Linked DNA regions of Mus musculus: regions 2 and 3 are each linked to region 1. The links are chromatin loops, found by intact Hi-C in ENCODE. Cell type or tissue: left cerebral cortex. All regions are shown on one strand. Region 1 overlaps Ryr3 (ryanodine receptor 3). Region 2 overlaps Fmn1 (formin 1). Region 3 holds the start of LOC115489624 (a small nuclear RNA gene).

Region 1 (8,000 bases):
TGGCCAGCCCACAATGTTACATGATTAAAATCAAAAGCAACACTTCTCTCACCATCCTTTGAGCTGGCAAACTATAGAAGCATCACTAAGGACCAAGAAAGTGGCTAGGATGACTCTCAGGAGAGAAAGGATGTGTGCATACATTCTTTAAATTGATTTGCAAGAAAGGAAAATCCTAATAGAAATTAAGAGAGAATAGAAATAGTAGGGAAATGGGCTGCAGGAATGGCCTCTCCCCCTCCAGCCTAGGTCCAGGCAGGTGCTCCATCTCCAGGCTCTTACTTGCCTAAGCTTCATTATGTGAGTTTGTGTTAAGTAGCCAAAGGTGCGGTGGCTGATACATGTTCATGCCATTGACTTTTGAAGTCTGGTATCCACAGACTTCATGGTATCTAATACACAATGCCCTTAAGAATGACATGCAGGCCTATCATTCGGAAACGGAGTATAAAGAGACACAGCTCCAAGGGGAGAAAGGAGGTTCCTGGGGACACAGAAAAAGAGAAACCCAGCGATTGGGGTGGTCTTAGAATCGATTATAAGCAAAAAAAAAAGAGGATAAGGGAGAGTTGTTTAAATATTATTAAAAAATAAACACTTTAGAGGGAAAGAGCAAACACTTAGAAAGATTTTGTGCTCCTTTTTGGGTGAGCTAAACAACAACAATTTCATATGTATTCCACGACCTTCGTATTTTTTCAGCCTATCACTTCAGTGTTACTTCATCTACACAGTTGATGTGCCTCATTCCTGAATTTTCATAGCAGAAAAGCAGTCAGCGCTGAGCTCTCCCTCTGCTTGCTTCCTTAGGGACATAATGAACAACAAGGTGTTTTACCAGCACCCCAACCTGATGAGAGTCCTCGGCATGCATGAGACTGTGATGGAAGTGATGGTCAATGTGCTGGGTACTGAGAAGTCGCAGGTAACGCTGTGCTCAGCCAGGGACTGACGCTGGGGCGCAAGTACAGGAAGTGACTTACTCTGCTATCTGTTGTCTCAGGTTTCCCCCCTTGGAATAGGCAAAAATTTTTACAACACCAAAAGAGTCCAAGAAGCAGGGCATTGCTGCTTCATAGGGTGCAACTGAGCATTTAATCCCAGTTTCCCTAAGATATTACTTAAACTGAATGGCTCCTTCTTGTTGTTGTTGTTGTTGTATGTGTGTATATGTGTAGTGTACACACATACATGTGGGCATGCTTACATATATATGAATACACTTGTGTAAGTGTGTACCCACAAGTATATACACACATACAGAGGTCTGGAGTTGACATAAATTATGTTTCTAGATTCCTCTCCATTTTATTTATAGAGGCAAGTGGTCTTTCACTGAACCCAGAGATCACAAATTCAGATAGTCTACCTAAACAGATTGTTCTGGGAATCCCATGTCTCTGCCCCTGAAGACTGGAACTACAGATGGGCCACTATTCCCACGTTGCTTTTATGTGGGTGGTAGGGACCAGATGCTGCTCAGTCCTTCCATGCAGCAGGGTGTATTTTATCTACTAACTGACCTAGACTGCATGACTTTGGAGGGTAATATATAGAGAATGGTTTCAAATCAATATCTCTCTCTCTCTCTCTCTCTCTCTCTCTCTCTTCTTTTCCTTCTCCTCTCTCTGTCTCTCCCTCTCCCTCCTTCCTCTCTCTGTCTCTCTGTCTCTCTCTCTCTGTCTCTCTCTCTGTCTCTCTCTCTGTCTCTCTCTCTGTCTCTCTCTCTGTCTCTCTCTCTGTCTCTCTCTCTGTCTCTCTCTCTGTCTCTCTCTCTGTCTCTCTCTCTCTCTCTCTCTCTCTCTCTCTCTCTCTCTCTCTCTCTCTCTCTCTCTCTCGGAAAGCTAAATCTCTCCACAGAACTTCCCTAAGCACATCAGGATGTCTCATTGACTGTAGATTTCAGAACTGTCTCTTAGAGCACCACCCCCCCTCCCATGGTTCTAAAGGGGTAAAATTAAGGTCTTTCTAGAATTCTGACATTGTTGTTTGAGTTCTGTAAGGTCCAAACTAGCTTGGCAAAGAGACGGGAATCACATTGTTAGTCAGGGAAGGCACACAAATCAAGGAATGAAGGATGACATCTCCATGCTAACCTGTGTGCATCTGGTGACAAGTGCCTTAGGCACCTACAGAAGAGCAGTGGTTGGGAGCACATACTTAGGGACATGTTCACAGAAACAGAGCATGTTGCCTTTCAGACTTTCTTAACTGTTGGGGTCGTGGGGCACCCATGACTCAGAGGATCCAAGGTTTAATGGACTAACTGCCCATGTTTTTCTACGATCTCCCTACTCTCTTTCTGATATCACCTTTCAGAATTTTGCTCATTCCAGCTGGAAACAATGGGCAGGTTCATACATTTTCATGGGACTTATAAGGAAACATATAAGGTTATAATTGGTGGATGTTTTCCTTTGAAGGAAAGATCTTGGGGAACTATAGCCAATATCCAATATTTTGAGAAGCCTCATTCTTAGGCATTCTGTGTTCTGTTCCTCCTACAAATGTCTGAGGGGGAAGAGGTGTAAGAAAAAACTTCATGTTCCAAATAGTTCATAGCTTGTGCGACTTCAACCTAAGATTCCTTTTTAAGATTCATGAAGGCCTTGTGAGAGATTTGCCTCTCTAATACTTCTGCTTCTGCCCACAGATTGCCTTCCCAAAGATGGTTGCTAGCTGCTGTCGCTTCCTTTGCTATTTCTGTCGAATTAGCCGGCAAAATCAGAAGGCCATGTTTGAGCATCTAAGTTACCTGCTGGAGAACAGTAGTGTGGGTCTAGGTATGTGTGGCACGAATTATAATTCCCACCTCTGGACCCAGGCATCCACTCTTCCTCCTGACTACTTAGGAGAAAAGGGGAAAGGATCCACATGTACTCTATGATACATGTATGTGCAAAACCAGAGCCGGCCTATTCTAAAACCAAATGTGTACAAACATGTCTGAGCTCTCCACTCTGTGTATAGTTGTTGCTAGTAGCTGCATTGGTGACTGAGTCAATCTCCCCTCTCAGGCCCAGTGGCCTGTGCTTTTTAAAATTCTGTCTAGAATTGAGAATGTAATCTGAGGGCAACATCTCTCCCAGCCCACTCAGCTGATCAGTGAGCCGAGCTCTTAAGACCAAGGTCATGCATCCAATCCTTTCTTGGCAAGCTTGCTGCAGGAGTCATTCCTGACCTGGCCCACCAGCCAAACAGCAAATTCTGCCCTTAGCAGCGTAGCAGACTGGCCAAGAACAGCTATGGATGAACAACATGATAATGGATGTAGACAAATAGTAGCTCATCACCACTGTGAGCTAAGCAACTCACTGTGTTACCTGACTCAACCATGTTGGATATAAACCAAATGAATTATGGAATACACAAACCCATGCACTTGAAATCTGAAACCTTACTTTTGTTTCCTTTTTTGTTGTTGTTGTTTCGTTTATCAAATGCAACCTCAGGCTATCTAAAATAGTCTCCTGTTCCTCTACTTCCTCCTCTTCCTCCTCCTCTGCCTCCTCCTTGTAAGCTGCCATTTGAAGTTTTTAATAATTATAGTCTAAGAGCTAAACAAACCAAAAATAAATATCACAGACAACATTAGTACACTAATGTAACTCTACGAACTCCTGCAGTTGGGGACTATTTTTAAACTCCAAGTGGTAACTCCAAGATTTTCCAACTCATTTCAGCCCAGACAATGAGGGAACCTCTGAGTCGTTTGAGTAATTACCAAGTGGAGACCCCAAGCTGTTTTGTGTTACAACGGTACTCGAAACTACATAGTCGCAACCCACTCTGCAGAGTAGTTTCGAGTTAATTAGTATACATGTGAGAAGGAAGGAAAACAAATATAACTTTCCTAAAGCCAGCAGCCCTCTGAGAACAGCCACTTGGGCCAGGTTTCAATGTATTTGCTGCCCTCTCGTGTTCATGCTTGTGCACTGCAGTCTCAGATCAGACCAGGGTAGCCTTAATGGCCAGTTTCTTTTTGCTCCACCCTCAGCGTCCCCATCGATGAGGGGGTCCACCCCACTGGATGTGGCAGCCTCCTCTGTGATGGACAATAATGAACTAGCACTGGGCTTAGAAGAACCGGATCTTGAGAAGGTAACTAGTTGTTGGGAAAACAATGTGTTATTTTTCTCCCAACTCAATAGCAGCCGCACAGAATAAACAAGCCAATGTCTGAGTTTGCATTCAGACCCACTTCATACTAGTAAAAATGTGGTATATTATGAGAGCCTGGCACTACTGTAGTCATACATGATCCTATATGAGCAAAGATGGCACCACTATGGTCATGCATGATCATGTATGAGCAAAGGTAGCCAGCTGCTTAGGCATAAGAGTGTGGACATTTTTGTTCTTCAGAGGTGGAAGCTCGTTCCACCTGTCTACATGGAATATCACTTGGAGGCCTGTGGATCTTAAAGAAAATGTGTCCGTGTGATCTAACTCATGAGTCCACATATGAAAGAGACCTAACAGGAAGCTGTGAAGTCAGTATGCTGCACACAGGCACGTAGCTGCCCTCTACTGGGATTCTGAATACAGTTCCTGATAGTGGAGATGGCCAAGCGGGTCTGTCCAGTGTTAATAAAGATGCAATGCTCTATGAGTTAGAATAAGCACTCTAGAAAGGTCTATGCTTTCGGTACCGAGTATTGTATATATCTTTACTAGGGGTGCTACATTAAGAATTAGTAAGTGGAATGTTTAAGTCTATTAAAAAAGAAAATAACCATAGTGTGCTTTGGTGAGACTTCAGTAAGTATTTGATTGGAAATCTTTCCACGATGGAATTACTTGCTTGACTGAATGGCTGATAAAACCAACCATCTGTGTCCTAAATGTGGAAAGCAACCCTGATGGGGTGGGAAGAGAGTGGTAGAGGGCAAAGGCCATCCACACTCTACAGTGAGCAGCTTTGAGAGAACGAGGGGAAAAAAGCAGACACTTAAGAGAATGCAATGACAGGGGTGTATTGAGTTTTGGTCTTTCGCTATTTATTGAAATGCTAAGTGTGGGCCTCCAAGAAGAGAGAGTCTGAACTTAAGACACTAAGTGGCGCCACTAAGTTATTTCTGATTGGTAAGTAAAGATGCCAACAGCCAATAGGTGGGCAGAAGAGACATAGGAGGGGCTTAAGTTTCATGGGCTTGGGGTCAGAAGAAGACCAGAAGGGGAATAAGAAGTGCAGGAGGAGAAAAGAAAAGCCACCATGGGTTAGTAGTCAAGAGAATGTGGCCCTGAGATTGCCCAACTGGAGTTAAGAGCAGCCCAGATGAAACATAAGTAATAACCTGGGATATCAATAGGAAAGTAGATTCTAATAGCATAGACACTAGGCATCTGCCTAGCTATTGTGCTGTTTAAACATAAATAATCCTTAAGGCTTATTGTAAATATAAAGGTTGTGTGTTTTAATTATCCAGGAACTCAATAACCAAGGGTAGGGTAGAAACCCAGGGTCAGAATTAAATAATTACTCCAACAGGATGAGCAGAAGCTAATCAGCTAGCTATATTGTTGGGGAAACATGCCAGGAGTGTTTAGGGTTTAGCCAGGAAAGTCCATGTCCAGGATAGCAGAAAACCAAGCATGGTGGAAGCATAGAGTACAAGGAAGTATGGTGAGAAGGATGATGGGAATGGCCAGAAATTGGACTTTACTATAATAGAAGTTCACTTGTGTGACCCTCAGAACAAGTTTTATCATTACTGTTGTTGTTGTTGTTGTTGTTGTTGTTGTTGTTGTTGTTGTTGTTCAGAAGTCATGGAAAGGAAATGGAGGTATGGAGACTATGTCATTCCTCAGTGCCACAGGGAAACTAAATTAATTAAAGTTAAGCTCAAGATCCCATGCTTGTTCTAATTATATTATGGCATATCCCTGGAGAACCATGAGTAATAGAAACACAAAGGCCCCCAGCAAGGGAGCAGCACAGTATGTTGTGTGGTTTAGAAGGCTTCAGTAAGGAAATTAACTGGATAGAAACAAGACCTGGGGCAAGAATTGCCAAGAATTACCTTCAATAATCCAAGCATGAGTGGGTGCTGACTTCAGTTAATATTGACACAGAAGATGTGAGAAGTGTTTAAATCTTGAAGACCTAGGGAAGACAAATAGCAACCATTAACCAAATATTGGGTTGGCTCTCTTGCAGATAAGCCCAACCCACAGCTTACAGGTCAAATGCAGTTGAAGAGGGGTGTGAATGCAGTCCAAAACAACACTTTATAAACTTCAAGATGAGGACATTTTGTTTTGCATGTTTGTACATTAATTACAATAGTTCCTGGAGATATACTTTGTAAATAACAATATGATACTCTGATGTAAAATGGTTAGACACTCCCATGAGTACAGGGCATGGCACAGAGGTGCTTTGGGGTTCCCAGATGTAAATGTTAACTGGGGATCTGGCTATATAGTACTTACATCTCAGAAAGGTTTTCTGAGATGCAGACAGAGATCATGGAGGGAGAACAAGCCCTCTGGGTAGGTGAGATCCTTGCAGAAATATGTCAGCTCCCTGAGCACCACAACCACCTAAGGGAGTCACAGAAAAAAATCAACTAAGCAATAGGAAGAAAAGCCAAAGGGGGATGAGGAGACCCTAGGAAATATATCTGAGAAGCTGAGGTGAAAGTTCATTTTTAAAATACATTGTCTTCTCTTCCTACCCAATAGAATAAGAAGGCTCAAAGAACTTGGGTTGAGAAGGCAGGGGACCGACATCTTATGATAAAACTATCTTGGCAGCCATACTCCATCTATTTGAAGTGCCACACAGATAGGTGGATGATGTTAGCACTCATAAAGATCCTCCTGGCATAGCCATGGCAGATAATTGTCAGCCAACTTGTAGATCCATGTCTGCTACCATGAGATGTCAATTAAGAATTTATTGAAGTTCTGTGTTACAACAGCTTCAGATGTATTTAACTAATCATGGGTAAGAGCCTACCATGAATCAGGCAGAATGCATGCCTGTGTCTGTGCCACTTATTTCTATCTAACTGGGCACATTTACTTTGTGGTGTAAGGGTATATTCATCTTCTGGGGCCTCTGTAATAAATGGCCACAGACAGTGTGACTTAAACACCAGAAGTTAATTTTCTCAGTTCCCCAGCCTGGAAAGCCAAGCCCAAGTGTTATCAGATTTAATTTCTTCTGAGGCCTCTTTCCTTGGTTTACAGATGGCTACCCTCTTGATGTGTCCTACGGGGCCTGTCTTCTGTATAAGCACCCTGCTGCAGCTTTGTACAGCTCTTTCTCCTTTTGATAAGGACACCACCCTGGAAGCCCCCTTTCCACTTAGCATCTTCTTCACAGGTCTTATCTCCAATGATAACATTCTGATTTATTGGAGCTTAGAGTTTCAGTGTATAAATTAAGGGTGATACAATTCAGCAGAGGATGTCTTTGAGTTGTTTGTTTTATTTTGTTCTTTGGGGTCTTTGCAACACCCAGGAGATATTTTAAGTGATAATATTTTAGGAGAGGACAAAAATATAAGTAAAAACATTTTAATCATTTTGTCAAGTCAGTAAGCATTGCTATTGGGACTAATTAAACCCCTAACACATTAGTAAAGTAAAGCTAACTTCAGGAAACAGATCTTTATTTTAATTAATTTTTAGGGTTACCATATAAAGAGATGTATTTCTTTGTGGGGTCCTCTTGGGTGCATGTGCAGGGGTGTGTGTGTGCGTGTGTGTGTGTATGTGTGTGTGTGATTGTACTTTGTTCTTTTTTGTCCCCCTCTTGCTGGTCTCCTTCCCCCTCCCAAATAGCCACCCCATACTGCTTTTAAGACATATATTCTATTACCTTCTCCTCTTGTTCCCTCTTCTTCTAGATGTCTTCCTTCCTTTCACACACACGCATACATACAAATGTACATAAATTTACAATTAAATCTACCTCCTACATATGCAATAAAATGTGGTATTTGTCTTTCTGAGCCTGTCATTTTTTTAACTTGACATAATAATCTATT
Region 2 (8,000 bases), 620 kb before region 1:
TGTCAAATGGCTGAAAAATGTTTACCAAGTTGTATGAGTCCTGAGACATTAGGTCCTCTGTATAGTCTCAGAGAGTAAATGCTTAAGAAAACAGATGTTAATACTTCAAATGCCTAAGTTATCAAAAAAAATAGATATGTTGGTTGATAAGGAATGCTTACTAAACATTTTGAAGCAAAGTCAAGAATACAGAAAGCATACACTTTTAATCACTAAAAGTAAAACTGTTAACATTTTTTTCTTGAAATAGTATTCCAATTATTCTGTGGATAACTGCCCAGTAGGAAGGCTGGGTTAAAAGGATATGTAATGATTTAAAGAGAGATGATAAGAAAAAAACTGTAAACTGATAAGCATTGGCTAATAAAACATACATATGAATGAAATTCTAAAGATTTGTTTATTTTATATATGTGAGTATACTGTCGTTGTCTTCAGACACACCAGAAGAAAGTATTGGATCCCATTAAAGAGGATTGTGAGCCACCATGTATGTGGTTGCTGGGAAACGATTTTGAGATTCACAGAACTGAGAATATAAATAGCAAGATAAAAAGGGGGAAATAAGTCTCTTTTTACTATCAATGATAAGCATTTAGGGGATGAGAATAAGACTCTAGGCATGATGTAAAAGAAAGTATGACAGTATGTTCCATTATTTCATTTCTGTAGCCAAAAGAAAAAAGACTGGTCCTTTGGGTCTGATACAGATTTTTTTCTAATAAAAAAATTCTGATAGCAATAGCTATAGAAGTATGTTGACATTAACCTTATTGACATACCAACTGTTCTCCAGTTACCTGTGCTAGTTTTATTGGCAGGATTGGGGTTTAAGGCATGCCAAGCTGCCTGCTCTTCTAGTCAAAGAAGCATGGCCTCGGAGAACTGTCTATCAGGAGCGTCTGTGTCAAAAACACAAACAAACAAAAAAGCCAGGCAGTGGTGGTGCATGCCTTTAATCCCAGAAATTGGAGGCAGAGCCAGGTGGAGTTCAAGGCCAGCCAGGTCTAAAAAGTGAGTTCCAGGACAGCCAGGGCTACACAGAGAAACCCTGTCTCAAAAAAACAAAAAACAAACAAACAAACAAAAAGAAGTCTTTGTGAAACAGCTAGATTCTCAAATCACTGTCTTGGACACCAGCATTTTCCAACATCCCTTCACCTTGTGCTGGCAACCTACATTAAGTCTCCCAACAAACTGATTGTTCTAAGGCTGAGTAATGTCTGACATGAGGAATTTATTCTGTGTATACACACACACACACACACACACACACACACACACACACACACACACACACACACACATATTACATGTGGCTGGGGATCTTCTCAATGACCCTGTAAGCTAGGCGCAAAGTCTCCTGATTTTAAAGATGGAAAAGTGGTGATGGAGGAAGTTAGCCTTGCTCTGGACAAAACAAGAAGTGAGTAGAACAAAATTCAGAGACCACTGTCCATCATTAACCTCCTGCCATACACAATAAAACAGACTATAGGCAACAATTAGCTTTTGATGTCCAATGGCAAGCAGCAATCTAATCCCTGGGAAAGTAGAAGTGTGTGAGGTAAGCCACACAACTGTCCATGATTTCTGCCAAATGCTGATTTCTGGATTGCAAAGGAAAAATGAAATGAGCCCTGGTGACTTATCTGACATTTTAAGCATTCTAGCATGAATATAATTAGGAGCATTGGGGTTGGACAGAAAATATTCAAAGAGATACTAGCTTTAATGTTTCAAGTTTGAAGAAGGTTAGAAACCCATGGAATAAAATGTTTCAACTAACCACAAGCAAGACAAACGCAACAAACCAGCACTAAACAAATTTGCTGAAAACCACTGATAAAAGGACTACTATTGAATCAGGTAGGGGAAGCTGGACACTAGCACAAGCTTCCAATCAGAACTAAGAAGGGAGAAGATGGTGAGTGCTGGCAGTCAAAAGGAATGGGAAAGAATGACATAAGGCGACTCACTTTATTGCAAAGTTATAACAATCCTAAATTTGTACTACTGATACCTAATAAAAGGTACCGGTACGTGAAACAAAACTACCAGAAATGGATGGAGAAATATACAAATTCAAAATTATATGGAGAGACTTCCATATTACTCTCTTATTAATTGCCATAAAAGACTGACAGAAAATCAGTGAAGTCAGGAATGGTGGCTTGTGCCTGGAACTCCACCACTCAGGAAGCTGAAGCAGGAAGATTACCATGAGTTCAAGGTTAAGTAAGTTCAGGACAGCCTGGGCTACGTAGCGAGACCCTATCTCAAAAATAAGACTGCAAAATCAATGGATACAAAGACTTACCAGATTTTATCTAATAGTTATAAGATATCCCACCCAATAATTGGAAAATATGTACTCTTTCCAGACATATGTAGAATGTATAACCAACTATTTGAAAATTAAAGAACATACTTAACCTCAAGTGTTAAAATCACAAGAAAAAGTAGAGGAAATTGGGGTCACAATTAAAGTGGAATTCATAGGAAATATATAGACCTGCTCAATACTGAATGGTACTCCCTAATTCTCCTAAATGTTCTTTTGGCTAGGGGAATGTTGCACACGGTGAACACATCGTTAACCTAGAAAAGATCATATGCTTTCTGAACACTGCTATTGAATTCCCCTGCTTTGCTCCCAGGAACCTTTCAGTCTCTATGGTTAGGCATATGTTGGACACTGATCTTGAAGAAACAAAACCAGCTCCAGAGAAAGAGCTCTGAATGTATTAGCGGTTCCTAGGAAGACAGGCCTTCCAGCTTACTCTACAATGAAGTCCCAAGCCAGAATCTTTACAGACATTATCTGTCCAAGTTAGCTTGTGGTTCCAGTGGCTGCCAGTTAGCTGAGAACTTCTAACACCACAAGCAAGAGGCTAGAGAATAAAAGGAGAAACAGGCTGAGTAATTCCACACTTACTGCACCCACAAGATCTCTGAGGCTGCTGTTTTCCACAGTCATACCTCCTACTGATTGCTGCTTTTCTATTCTGCAGTTCTTGTCAGCTTTCTAACAATGGAAATTTGTTTCCCTTTCAAGCCTAGGAGTGTTCCTAAGGGCCACCCACTCATGTTAGTTCCTGGAAACCCATAAACCTGGACTTGTTTTCTTAACTAGGTCATTCAGTTCATACATAGCCTCTAAAAACTACCTTCAAGTTTGGACTTACTAACTCTACTCTTTAACTTTCCATCAGGAACTCTGACAAATATTGGCGCTGGCAATGATATCTATTTCCTGCCTTCTAACATGTTCATATTTACTAATGCACATAGGCCCTTGCTGTCTGCTACCCACGGTACTCATTTAGAATAATAGCGATACTGTGATTGGTCCATCCATTCTCCAGTGAGCTATCAAAGTGATCAACCCCTTCTCACCTTCTGTTCTGACAGAGAACGGGAAATTGACATAGCCCCAAATAAGGGAGGGATGTAGTTAAGTATACTACTTTCTTTCTCAGGTGAAGACGATTCAATTGGTACAAAAGAGAAGCACAATAAATAAATCAATAAAGGCACAAGACCAGAGACCTCCTCAGACATATTTGGCAGCAATATCACATCTGAATAACAGCTACAATTGGCATCCTTGTGTAACTGAGCTTACAAAAGGCTAGCTGTTCTCCCCAAGTTACCTAGAGTCCTGACTAACCCTAAAGGAATTCCAGTGGCGAAGTGCTAAGAATGAATCACCATCTCTGCACCATTCCAATCTTTGACGCTGGCACAAATCTCTTCGGGTCCTTTATGGCTTAGTGTATGTCTTCAAGAAACAAGGGAAATAATATGATGCTTTCTTTCCCAGAACACATAGGTATAAGGAGTTCACACTCATGGTCAAAGGAATGGTTCAGTAGGCATATTCTCAAATTCATTTTACTTGCTTTTAGGTATTTTTGTTGTTTCTGATTCTCTCCTTCAATGTATAATATGATCCAGAAAACCAAACCAAACCAACCAAACATGGACAACAAACCATTGAAGCAAAAGAGGAGTTTCATGTAGGAGGACATTGGAGAACTCAGGGTCTTGTCAACATGTTTTGTTCAGCTAAAGTACCACAGATTCTTTTCATTACACCTTGGATCCATTTGCTCAAACATGAAGCTAGTCCTAATCATGTTTAATTAATTAGCTTGCTTTTAGCATCACACCAATATTTGAGTCCCCTCAAGGGGACTGTTGCAATCATCAGTGTGATTTTGCTATGTCTTTAGGCCATTATTGCACCAGAAAACACAGCTCCGATTTAAATTGCATGTCAGCAGAAAAAAATCAATGTACTAAAAGAAAATTGATTCCATAAGCCAAAATCTTTATGAAGGCAACTGATCCATAAAGTGAGTTAAAACTATACTAAGAACAGAATTGAATTCTCTTTCTTGGCCAAAAAGGACTTATCAATGTATTCAAATTCATGATAAACATTCACTGGGAAAAATTACAGTAAATAGGAAAATAGGGATCTTACAGCCTGAGGTTGATGAGAAATCATAAATCAGTACAAGATTGTCAGCAATGCTTCAGTGTAACGAAAAGGGTTGGGCTGATGGGTGTTGTAGAGACAAATGTATCTATCAGGAGTCGGGCTTTTATTGTGGGCTCACATGTTACACAACCAAAGGAGAATTATATAGGCCAGTGGTGAGTCTGCTGATAAACACAAGTTCCAAATAATTAATGCTCTCTTCCCTTATTTGAAATGAAAATGTACAGATGAAGGGCAGGAATATACCCGATTCCTGGGGAAAGCCACGGGCTTGCTCACACCCAGGGATGGGGTGGGGTGGGTGAATGACTTTTCAAGGGACTCAGCTTTGCTCAAGCCACGGAGAAACCAACTGGCAAAGGAAATGAGAACACATTGCTAGGGCAACAGGCAACAAAAGTCTATTCCTGCAGCAATGCCTTCCAGCTAATTTAATCCTAAAATAGTTCTGTAATTTGCCACAGAATCTAGAACAGCATGCATTACTGAAAAGGATAAAACAGTAAAGGAACGATTGGATAATTTCATGTAAATTACTAAAGGTGTTACTTTGCTGAAGAGACTTGACACTATTTTCTTTGCAAAAAAAAAAAAAAAAAAGAAAGAAAGAAAATTGTTAGATCGTGTCTATTTTTAAAACAGTGTAAATTTGAGTCTTAATATTTGTACCCTTAAAAGAAAAATCAATGAGGAAGTTGGGGAGGTAGCTCAGTGTGTAAAAGGCCTGCCATATAAGTATGAGGACCCAAGTTCCAACCCCTAGTACCCACTTAAAGAGTTGGATGCAGCACAGTGTGCATCTGTGGCTGCAGTGCTGGACGGGTGGGGCAGATGCAGTCAGATCCCTGCAGCTCACTGTAGCCTGGCCTAATAGATGAACTCCAGTTTCAGTATCTATCTATTCTATCTCAAACAATAAGGTGGAAAGTGATCAAGCATGTAACCCATACATGCCGATATATCTTTTCCTACACGGCTATAGGAGATCATAAATGGAAGGGTTAGCAACAACTGCTGCATCCTCATATGGCTCTAGGAAGTTGACCTGATAAGAGGGCCATTGAGGGAATAAAGAAAGAATGGACAAATGGACACACTTATATAAACATGGGTTTCAGGTGGACTGAGGTCTCTGATGGAGAAATCACAGCACCCTAGGGTGGCTCTGCATTTCACCTTGCCACTGATATATGTGAAAGCCACTTGGGGAGAAAAAACACGGAACCACTAGGCTATGTTAGTTCCTCACCACCATCAGATCCTGGGACACGCCATTGACACACCGCTCAGGGGAGGCAGAACACAGGCTAAGATGAGGGGTCCCAACCCATGTCTTTCCAGGTGAGAAATGGTTCAGGCTGAGGCTGTGGTTCCCAATCTCCTGGACACCCAGACACCACTGGGAACAGGGAGGAGTTAAGAACAGGGCCCATGGGCCTGAGATGAGCCCTGGGATGGGAGAATCTGGCTCAGCTCACCGTAAGTGTCAGGACTTAGGCTGTGCAGCTCTGTAATGAAGGCTTCAACTGACAACGGTTCTTGATGAGAGAGACAGTCCTTGTTTGTCCCAACTGTTTATTCATGGTGCAAAAGAGATTAAATGTCTTTTGCAGGAGGGAAATGTCCAAGAAGGGAAGCTTATTGGTTAAACCCTCTGGGCAGCCCATCTAGATACCTCATTAGCATGGACAATTCTGGGCTCTATGCTACATGACCAGTTGGTATGATCCTCTTAGTGAGGTGCTACGTGCTCCAGGACAGGTATCTTGTCTACTGTTCTCAATTATGAGAATTGCTGGGTTTCCTTAATCTGTTGAACTTTACCAGTTTTTCTGCCTGGTGACACAGTTGAACTTGTCCCACACCTTAGAAACTCAATGTGCTTTTTATATACTGTTGAACAGAGAGGCAGGCTTGTTACATACAGAAGAATAGGGAGCTAAGATTATCACAGATAAACAAGGAGGCAGCCTTTATAGTATCACCTGGCTTATTAGGCAAGTTTAGCTAATCTCTGTAGGGGCAATCTCTGTAGGGGACCAGTCTTCAGGCTATAAATATTCTTAAGGAGAAAGCTATGGTGGACATTTTCTGCACATATTACCAACATTCATACTTGAGCCAGGAAAAGAAGCTTTGTCATTTGCCTGAGCCTCGCCCAGAGAAGGCTTTGGCCTTTTCCTATGAGTTTGGTCCTGGCATGGCCATGTCCATACTACAACACACATTCACCCAAGCCTACAACACTCAGGACTTCCTCTATCCACCGTGGGCAAGTCCATCAGTCTCACGTGATTCTAGGCCCTAAGTTCTGAAGGCTCTGGGCAGGCCTCTGCTTAATAATATATTCCCACTGATCAGGGGAGCAAGAGTCAGCCTCAGATTTTCTGGGGTTCATTACTACTACCTGACAGAAAAAAAAAGAGGTAGAATCAAGTAGGCTGTAATGATCAGCCAGCTGCCATGGGATTGATGGGGATTTGGTGGGACATGAACAGAGTCTGAAGGAGAAGTTAGCAGCAGACTATTGTGTTTTCTGAGCTGGACTGTCAATGGTCCAGACTTCAGTACTAAATGGTGGTTGCCACCCAAAGAAATCCAGCTCAACCTAAATCTTCTTACTAAATGCAAGAGCAATGACTGAGGAAAGATCTAGTGTACCAAAGAGAACTCTGTAATTACTAGAAGGCATCAGGTCTATAGCTATATATTCTCACATGCTATTGCTATAGCTACAGATAAATATTACGTTTTTGTTTTTTGTTTCATGAATGCTAGTTTCTGTTCTTTCCCCCTTTCACTCTAGGAGGAGAGGCAGGCTGAAATTAGGAATGTATTCATAAGTTGCAAAGTAAGATGATGGATCTTGTATGAGTGCCATTCAAAAGACTGGAGTCAGCTGCTCACAGCATATAAAGGCAAGCTCTAGTGGCCACCCACAGCTAGACTTTTCAGGGGACATGGGCCAGAGAATGCCTGCTAATGTCAACGAACTTTTCTCTCCATCAAATTGTATCCGTGAAACTGAAAGAAGCAATCACTAGTCTGGGTTTTGTAAATAGAAAATATTCACATCCTTTTTTCTAGCTATGTCCTAGAAGATTCCTGGCTCAGGGTTCAGCTCTTCAATTTTTCCCTGCTTCATAGCTATAGTAGTCAATAAATAATTTTCTGTTTTAATTAAGACAACTCGTCAGTGATTCACAAACCTAAAGAGGCTGCATAATAGCAATATAGTAGTCTTGATTATCCACACAGTGTTTCAAGACCCTGCATATAACTGCAACAGGCAGTCCTGAACTCTAAACACTACACAAGATGTCAGCTTAGGCATTACTTCTGTGGCTTAAAAAAATCTTCATTTAATATCTACAGGAGTCTATAAAACAGAAACCAAAAAGTACATTGTTGACTTTGCCATTTGACGTATTTCTTTGGGTCATTCAGGTAACCATCATAAGATCTTTCCAGAAGAATGGCTCTTTTACTG
Region 3 (8,000 bases), 490 kb before region 1:
TTTATAGTAATCAATAAACATGTAAAGGGAGAATTGGCACAGGCTCCCAGCTCTTCCATGATGAAGTAGCTTGTGTCAGGCCAGCCAATTTTCCAAAAGTAACTGCAGAAGTGAGTGAAATGCATAGAATGCATTGGATAAAGTGCTTGGGAGTCCAAGGGACACCCGAGTCGGGTGAAGCACTTAGAGGAGCTCTTCCTTCCCCGTGGCTCTCCATCAAGAACATGTGCCAACTCGAGCTGTAGGGAAATAGAGTCTGAGCAGAAAGTAGTGACAAAAACTGGCTGAGGAGGCCGAGTCTAGAGTTCAAGACCATCAAAGCAAATATCTACATGGGCTTGCCTGTCAATCTAGAAGTTGGCTCCTAGTGATATCTCTGTGTAACTCAAGACTCAAAGAAAAAAAAATCAGGAAGCAAGGTCAATGGACATGATTCTGTATCCAGAAGTCTACATGCTCCTAGATAGTGGTAAATGATTGATCCTAAAAGCAAATGAATGTAACATTTACCATATCTAAAACTATCAGTATGATCAAAAAATGTATGTGAATACTACAGAGAATGACAGTACACTGTATGAATGTTAAAGAAGATCTAAACAAATGGAAGGATAAAGTTGGAACAACTATTAGCTAGACATTAATTAACTTCTAAATTTTATTTGCAAATACCAACAATTGCAATGAAAATCTCAGTCAGTTTTTATTATTTTGGTAGAAATTATGAGACTAACATAAAATATTTATATTGAAATTTGTGGGTCCAAAATAGACAAAATAATCTTAAATAAGAACAAAACACTTGCAGATTATTTCTACCATATATTAAGGCTAACTATGAAGCTGGGATAATTAAAACAGTTCAGTATATGTGAAAGGACAGAGACATAGATTAATTGTACAGGACAAAGCATGTGAAAACACATATGCTTACACGCATAAGGTCCCTCATCTACAAAGCCACAAGGCATCAAGAGGAAATGCATGACCTCTGTAAATGTTACAGTTTTAAATTATTTAAAGTTTAAAGATTGTACAGGGCTATTTGGACACGGAAGACATAGATTTCAGGTGAGTTCAAGTGTAAAAATATATAAAGTTTAAACAGTAAATATGAATCTGGGGTAAATCATAGAAGTTTTGAGCTTCTGAGAACTGAACTTAAGGCCCAAGGGAAACAATAAGCCAACAGAAAGAGCGCCTTCACCCGTAGAGCCACAGTCCAGCCCAGAGCTCTCCAGAGTCCTTATGAGGATGCTGATTCAGCCACTGCAGAAAATTGTTTCATCCAGTACAACAAAGATATGTGTACCTGAATGACCACTCACAAATGGAAGGATACATCTATCAAAAGGCATACATGAGGACATTATATAGCAGATTTTAATATACCCAAACTTAAAATGGTCAAAGTGTTTGTCAGTGAGAGCTTAGTGCTGTCATATTCATACATTGGGATATTATAAAGAGCAAGTCACATGATACAGTAGAGATAATCCTCAGAGAAAGAGAACATAGGCTGAGTCTATAGAGAAATTGAGGATAGAGGTTTAGAATGGCCAGACTAGGGGATACCTCTGCAAGGGATGTTGACAGGGTAGAGCATTCAAGGAGACTTCTGGGGCTTGTAGTAGTCTATATTTGGATTTCAGTGGTACTAATGTGTATATACATAGAAAAAAATCTAACAGCTACGTATTTAAGACGTGTATGTTCTATGTATATTGTGTAAGATGCGATACAATTAAGAAGTATAAACAAAAAGTAAGTGTGTCAAATCCCGTGAAAAACATCTACAGATCTCAGGTCATTCCATTGTACCAATGTCCTGGGAAAAATTGTGACACACACAGATGCCAGTCATTTGTGTCTTGAGGGTACATATCTCTTCACTGTAATTTCCCCTGGAACATAGCTCTATTAGTGTTGGGAACACTGCCCTCAACTATGAAAAGAGCATCATAAAGAGATTTCAGGACCCAGTTGCTGGGGAGGGCAGAAGACCAGTTTGAATGATTTTGAGTGTTCAGTCTGGAGCAAGAATAGAGGTTGTGGGAAATGACCTGCTGTGGGTCCTTCACTTCGTGACACCGTGACACCAATTGTTCTGAGAACGCCGTGCCTCCCAGGGACTGCCTAGGGCCAGCAGTGCAGTGTACCAGAGGGCATTATTTCCCAGACTTACATTTCTTTCTCAAGCAGCATCACTTCTTTTTCCTTCTCCATCTCCCTCAGAATTTCTTGGTATTTCTTCCCATGGGCAGGGAGGGCATCATAAACAAGAATTGTTGTCTTTATTTCAAAGTCACTGATAGGAATATTCCACTAAACAACTAACATTCCAAACATTTCACATAACAGGGGGTACAAGGTAGGGGTGTTCTAATAAAAAACAAATCAGGGTACTAATCAGAGGATGGGCATAGAAAAAAAAAGTTCCTCTTCTAGGCCTTGCTTGCGCTTAGATCCCAGATCTGAGCTGCACTGTGTTCCCGGAGCACAGACCCCAGCTCCCTGAAACCTCAGTGCCTTCAGAACTCCTCAGACTTACTTACTAGACAAATGCATTGAGGAAAATAATGTATGACAAGGTTTCCCCACATTGTCTAGAGCATTCCTGTTTGGTGGTCATGTCAACTGAACAAAAGGCATTTTTACATAGCTGAGGGTAGCCTAACAAGAAAGCAGCTTTCTCCAGACTTGGGGAGACATGTCTCCATCTGACTGTCCTCTGAGACGTTGTACCTTTATGTAGTGGGCCTGGTCTTCACAGAGCTGAAATACAGATTGGTAGTCACTTTCCATCTAGGAAAAGAAGAAAGCACAAACCTCATGACTTCAATGGGTACCAAGCATTGGCTGCTTCCCTGGGAACCTGCCTAGTCCATTGGACCTGTGGCTGGTTACCTAGCAACCCCTTACTTGAAGGGAAACAGCCACAACCTCACTAAGAGGTGACCTAGTATTCAGGCACAGGACCTAAATTTGAGAGGGGGGAGGGATAGAATTTACCCAAGTTGTCCTGAGTCTCTTTGGAAAACAGAAAGGAATGCAGTAGACTGTTGGCTCTGGGGTTGTACAAGGTATTTGGGGCAGATGAGGGTTTTTAAACATTTTAAGGTCAGTATTTAATGACAGTGCTTTTTCCACCTGCCTGTGAATCAGAAATTCACTTGCCAGACTTCCCTGCCCCCTCCCTGCCATGCCTGAAAACTGTTCTAAAGACCCTCGGACTTTCCCTTCTACATATGTCCTAGGCAGACCCTCAGTGGAAGAGGCACTGGTCTAATCTAACCTTGGCGATTTCCTTCTCTTGTTGTGCACAGGACTCGGTTGACTTTTGTAGTTTCACCTAGGGAAGATGGTAATGGCAGAAAATGAACAGCATTCCTTTGTGCAAGGAAAACCCAGGCCAGCAAAAACCAAACTCAGAGCTGCTATCATGTATTGAGGACAGAGAAGTTATAAACAAACTTAGCTAAATCTCACAATGGCAAACTGACATTAAACCCCAGTAGGCTGACTCTCCATTGAATGTGGCCATTCTCCTCCCCTGCACTGACCAATGACCACCACTGCTCCCTGTACTCAGTGAGCATGGTACGCTTATGCTCTCTAAGTCACACGAGGGTCATAGGAGACATTCGACTTGTTCAGAGAAAAGCAGACAATGGAGCTCTTGATGTTGGCCTCAGCCAGATGCCACACTTGTCCCCTAAAACCACACAGAGCTCCACAATAGGCTTGTCCCCAGTCTGAGTCGACGCATTTGTCCACTTAACAAATATTTACTGGACCTCTGCCAGAGGATAGAATGCTCTAGACATTGAGGTGCAAATAATAGAGTCTTACAAATGAATACTTTCACTTGCTTTACTTTCTAATTGAGGAAAAAGACAAAGTGAAACTCGAAAATAAAATTCACCCTATAAGCCAGTGCTTGGCAAACCGTCTACGATCACCAGTGCATCCTTATATAACTGTGGGAATTAGCATTTTCTTTCTATTTGGATGTCTGTATCTATGTGTCCTCATTTAGATATAAACTTCTCCAGAGAAGACAGACTCCAGTAAGTGTTTGGAATGTGTTTTCTTAACTGATGAGGCTTTCGAGACATCCCCTTCCACCCAAAGGCAATGTAGCCACCTCTAGTGCGAACAGAACTGTCAGGGTAGCCCATGGCAATAAAGGATGTTGGCACACCTCTAATACACAAATGGGCACGTCTAGCGCCACACCTAGGAGAAGCCATGAAAACAGCCTCCTAGGACCTAGGACTGATACACGTGTCACAAAAATGTCCCAGCTTGCTGTGTGACTCACCTTGAATTCTGTTACTTTCTTTTTCAGGGTTTCTGGATCAGAGGCAATGTTCTTGAGTCCTTTTGAAATCTGAAATATCATTGAAGTAGCTGTGAGCTCCTCAAGGCAAACAGATGAGCTAGGATAAGGTTAGGCTGGGGTCTTAGCCAGCGGAACACTTGTGCTTACTAACTCGGGTACAGAAACATCTTGAATGGAAACATGTCTCTTTGACCCGGTGGGAGCTGCTAACTCAATCCTGAGTGAAGAGGCTTCTCTCTCTCTTCTTTCTCTTCTTTCCTTTCCTTTCCTTTTCTTTTTTTCTCTTCTTTCTCTTCTTTCCTTTCCTTTTCTTTCCTTTCCTTTTCTTTTCTTTTTTCTTTTCTTTTCTCTTCTCTTTTTTCTTTTCTTTTCTTTTTTCTCTTCTTTCTTTTCTTTCCTTCTTGACTGCCTCCCTCCCTCCCTCCCTTCTCTCTCTCTCCTTTCTTTCTTTCTTTCTTTCTTTCTTTCTTTCTTTCTTTCTTTCTTTCTTCCTTTCTTTCTTCCCTTCCTTCCTTCCTTCCTTCCTGTTTTTTTTTTAAAGATTCGTATTTGTAATTGTGTGTGTGTTTGTGTGTGCATGTGTAGGTGTGTAGGTGTGCGTGTGTAGATGTGTAGGTGTATGTGTGTAGGTGTGTATGTAAATGTGAGTACAGCTGTCTTTGTCATCCAGAGAGAATGGCTTCAAGTCCTTGGACCTTGAAGGAGAGGTGACTGTGAACCACCTGACCTAGGTACGGGGACCAGATTCAGGTTCTCTGTAAGAGTATGTGCTCTTGAGCACTAAGCCCTGACTGGACATCCTTTTCTGTCCCCATGACCACCATAGCTCCACACTGAGGAGAGAAGCATGGGCTTAACAGGAGGAATCGGGGAAAGAATGGGACATTGTTGCTCACGTAACTATTTAGCCCTTTTCCCACAGCCTGGCATGTCTGGAGGACAAATTTGCGTCTGAAGACTGAAGGTGATGGGGGCGTAGGGCAAATGTTTACCGTCTTCTTGTTTATCTGACTAGAGAGTTCAGAAGATTCTTTAGAAATCAGTCATATTTCAAGATAGACTCAAGTGTGTGAAAATTCACTTCATTTGTATGTAGCATATAATCTATATTTTATGTGGTTACATATAACTGATGAGAAAAAATATACATATACACATATGTGTGTGTGTGCGCGCGCGCGCGTGTGCATTCGTGCATGTGAGTTATATTCCCTGAATTCACCACATATGTCTTCTGTCCATTTCACCAGCCTTTGTTTTGTAATGATAATGCTGTTGGAAATAGGGTACCTTACAATTTGGGATGTCCCCTTACCTTCTTGTTTTTTTTTTTTCTTTTTTTTCCAGGGGAGAGCACGAACGCAGTCCCCCACTACCACAAACAAATTATGCAGTCGAATTTCCCGCATTTGGGGAAATCACAGGGGTCAGCACATCTGGAGTGCAATGGATAAGCCTCGCCCTGGGAAAACCACCTTCGTGATCATGCCCTTACCTTCTTCTGAAGTTCCATCACATTCTTGCTTAGGGTCTTATTCTTTTTCTCCTGTAGGAAGAAAGAGTTAAAGGAGACAAACAGATTCTGCTTTCAAGACCACTGACATAATATGTGGGGATAAGGGTGTCAGTTAAGTGCACCTCGGTCCTTCATAGAGGACCTGGGACAGAGTCAAGGTCGTATGCCCATGCCTTGTGCTTCATTGTCACAGAGACCACACCCCCACCCACCCACCCACCCACCCCCGGCAGCTATGATTTCTGTAGCCACAGAGGCAAGGGGCATATGCAGAGACCCTGGGGACAGACAGAGCGATGGCTGCAGAGGGTTTCTTAAGGTCTCCTTTAGAAGTCTTCTCACCAGCTTTGCTGACTCCAGCTCCAAGTCCTTCAAGGCAGTCTCCTTCTGTGCTAGGATCTCATTGAAGTCATCCCTCTCTGGGACTCTTCCTATGGACAGGGCAATATCTCTCTCAAGACTGAAAAACAAAGTTACTCAGGTGTGGATCAGTCCAAAGGAAGCTGCCACTGAAATCACGCCGGAGTGACAGTGCAATAAAATGTCAACGAAATGAAGAAATTGATGCAAGGATCCACACCCAAGTCTTTGGGCGGGGGGTGGGGGGAGCACAGAGGTCAAGTTTCAGAATTTAAATCACACACTGAAATTTCCACCAGGGAACTGACCCCCCTTGCTTCCCTTTAGGCTATGGGACATCACGTGAGGAGCCTCTCCTTCACCAAGGGCAAAGCCTGACCTTTGTATAGATTCTTCTTTCTTTTGAATCTTTCTGAGGAGAATCTGATTGGCCTCATCCAGCCTCTGTAGATCCTTTTCAAGGTCTGAGTTCAGGTACTTGAGATTCTGTTTTATGGCTTCTAAAGTTGGTATTTCTGTAATCTCAGCTCTACAGGAAAAGCATCATAATGACTAAACTCACCACAAAACCCCACAACTCCAAAAGGACACACATGTATTCTCTTTCATCCTCTAGTCTCCTGTTGTTTACACACCTAATTGATTTGATTGCTTTTTTTCATAATTAACCAATTTCTGTGGTATTCCTCAGAAAGTAAACATTTGTCACATTTTCATTTTAAATATTATTAAGCAATACTCACTAAGATGCAAATCTTTTGTGTACAAAAGGAAAACCATATTTTTTATATAAACAATTGGACTCTAACTTATTCACCTCCAAAATTTTATATGGAAAATATGGCATCTAATTAATATCTGTAAGGCAGTTAAAGGTGGGAAATAAAAGAAAATTCTTGCCTTTTGTTACAAACTTGAATATTATCTGTCTCAGTCTATCAGAATCTTTCTGGCTTTCTGGGGAAGGAGGGAGGGGAACGGATCTTTCCCCTGAACCAAGCTGATGTACTGAGTGACAGAACAGCTTCTGCTCAAGGTCCCACTGTGGCAGTGTGTAATGAAATAAGGGAAAATGGAACTGAAATTTCTTCCAAGGTTCTCAGGCTTAAGAAAGAACATCTTCACAACTGAGGCATGGATCACTGGAAATTTCTAGAGCAGTCATCTTTCTGGCTCCCTGTTAGTGGATTACTTACTCATCATCCAACGGGTTCTGTCCAGCGTCTTCCATTGCTTCCTTCCTAGATATGAATACAGACAACTGTTACAAACCCAAAGGACCTACCGTGCAGCATATTGGCACACGGAAAGGAGATGGCAAAAGCGAGATGCTCCTCAGGCATGTCAGAGTCAAGATGAAGCTTCTGTGCTCTCACTTTCCCAGATACTATCTCAGCATATCATGCAAACTACATTTCAGCAAAATAGATCATAGTTGGATCTTCAGATCTCAGAACAGATCACATTTGGTTTGGAAACCTTTTAAATGTTTGTTCTTTCCATCCTTTCTCTTCCTTGCTTGTACTTATTCTGGGGGGCAGGGGGGAGTAAATGTTAAGGGACAGTGACAGATGCATGTATGTCAGTTGACAAATACAAAAATAATTTATACTTCCAATATAAACCCTCAGGGAAACAAAACAAAACAAAACAAATAAATACCCACCCCCCAAGAAACAAAATAAGCCAAGAACTTGGCTGCCTGATTTCTATTAGCCCATTACTCTCTAAATTTTCAACAAGCTTTAGAGAGTGAAGGCTGGGTTGAAACAGCTGCCA

The links. Peaks named below come from ENCODE experiments on the same cell type or tissue, not always from the same donor. Only the 100,000 strongest peaks of a DNase experiment are listed, where the experiment ranks them.
Region 2: it touches region 1 in a loop (4-fold over the local background); 10 of 42 quality-filtered maps call a loop at or near these places.
Region 3: a loop joins it to region 1, with 3 times the contacts of the local background. A loop is called at or near these places in 23 of 42 quality-filtered maps.

What each region holds. Positions count from the first base shown.
Region 1 is chr2:112,796,086-112,804,085 of GRCm38, reverse strand. It overlaps Ryr3 (ryanodine receptor 3), which reads left to right. Exons shown (of 104, transcript NM_001319156.1): 40 at 811-925; 41 at 2,654-2,783; 42 at 3,998-4,101. Among named protein-coding and RNA genes, the nearest start is that of Gm22676, 300 kb to the right of the region's middle. In left cerebral cortex, a CTCF peak has its summit at 3,926 (motif pointing left); DNase peaks (open chromatin) are centred at 1,435, 2,613 and 3,927.
Region 2 is chr2:113,416,584-113,424,583 of GRCm38, reverse strand. The region is part of intron 2 of Fmn1 (formin 1); the gene reads right to left. Among named protein-coding and RNA genes, the nearest start is that of Gm13963, 29 kb to the right of the region's middle. In left cerebral cortex, no CTCF peak of the experiment used is centred here; DNase peaks (open chromatin) are centred at 2,936, 3,716 and 4,871; H3K27ac peaks cover 1,057 bases.
Region 3 is chr2:113,286,128-113,294,127 of GRCm38, reverse strand. It overlaps Tmco5b (transmembrane and coiled-coil domains 5B), which reads right to left. Exons shown (of 12, transcript NM_029232.2): 2 at 7,418-7,462; 3 at 6,601-6,750; 4 at 6,204-6,321; 5 at 5,841-5,891; 6 at 4,325-4,393; 7 at 3,296-3,352; 8 at 2,746-2,805; 9 at 2,186-2,250. The coding sequence starts at 7,452. LOC115489624 (a small nuclear RNA gene) reads right to left here and starts at 5,855; the gene lies at 5,690-5,855. In left cerebral cortex, no CTCF peak of the experiment used is centred here; DNase peaks (open chromatin) are centred at 2,929, 3,995 and 4,240.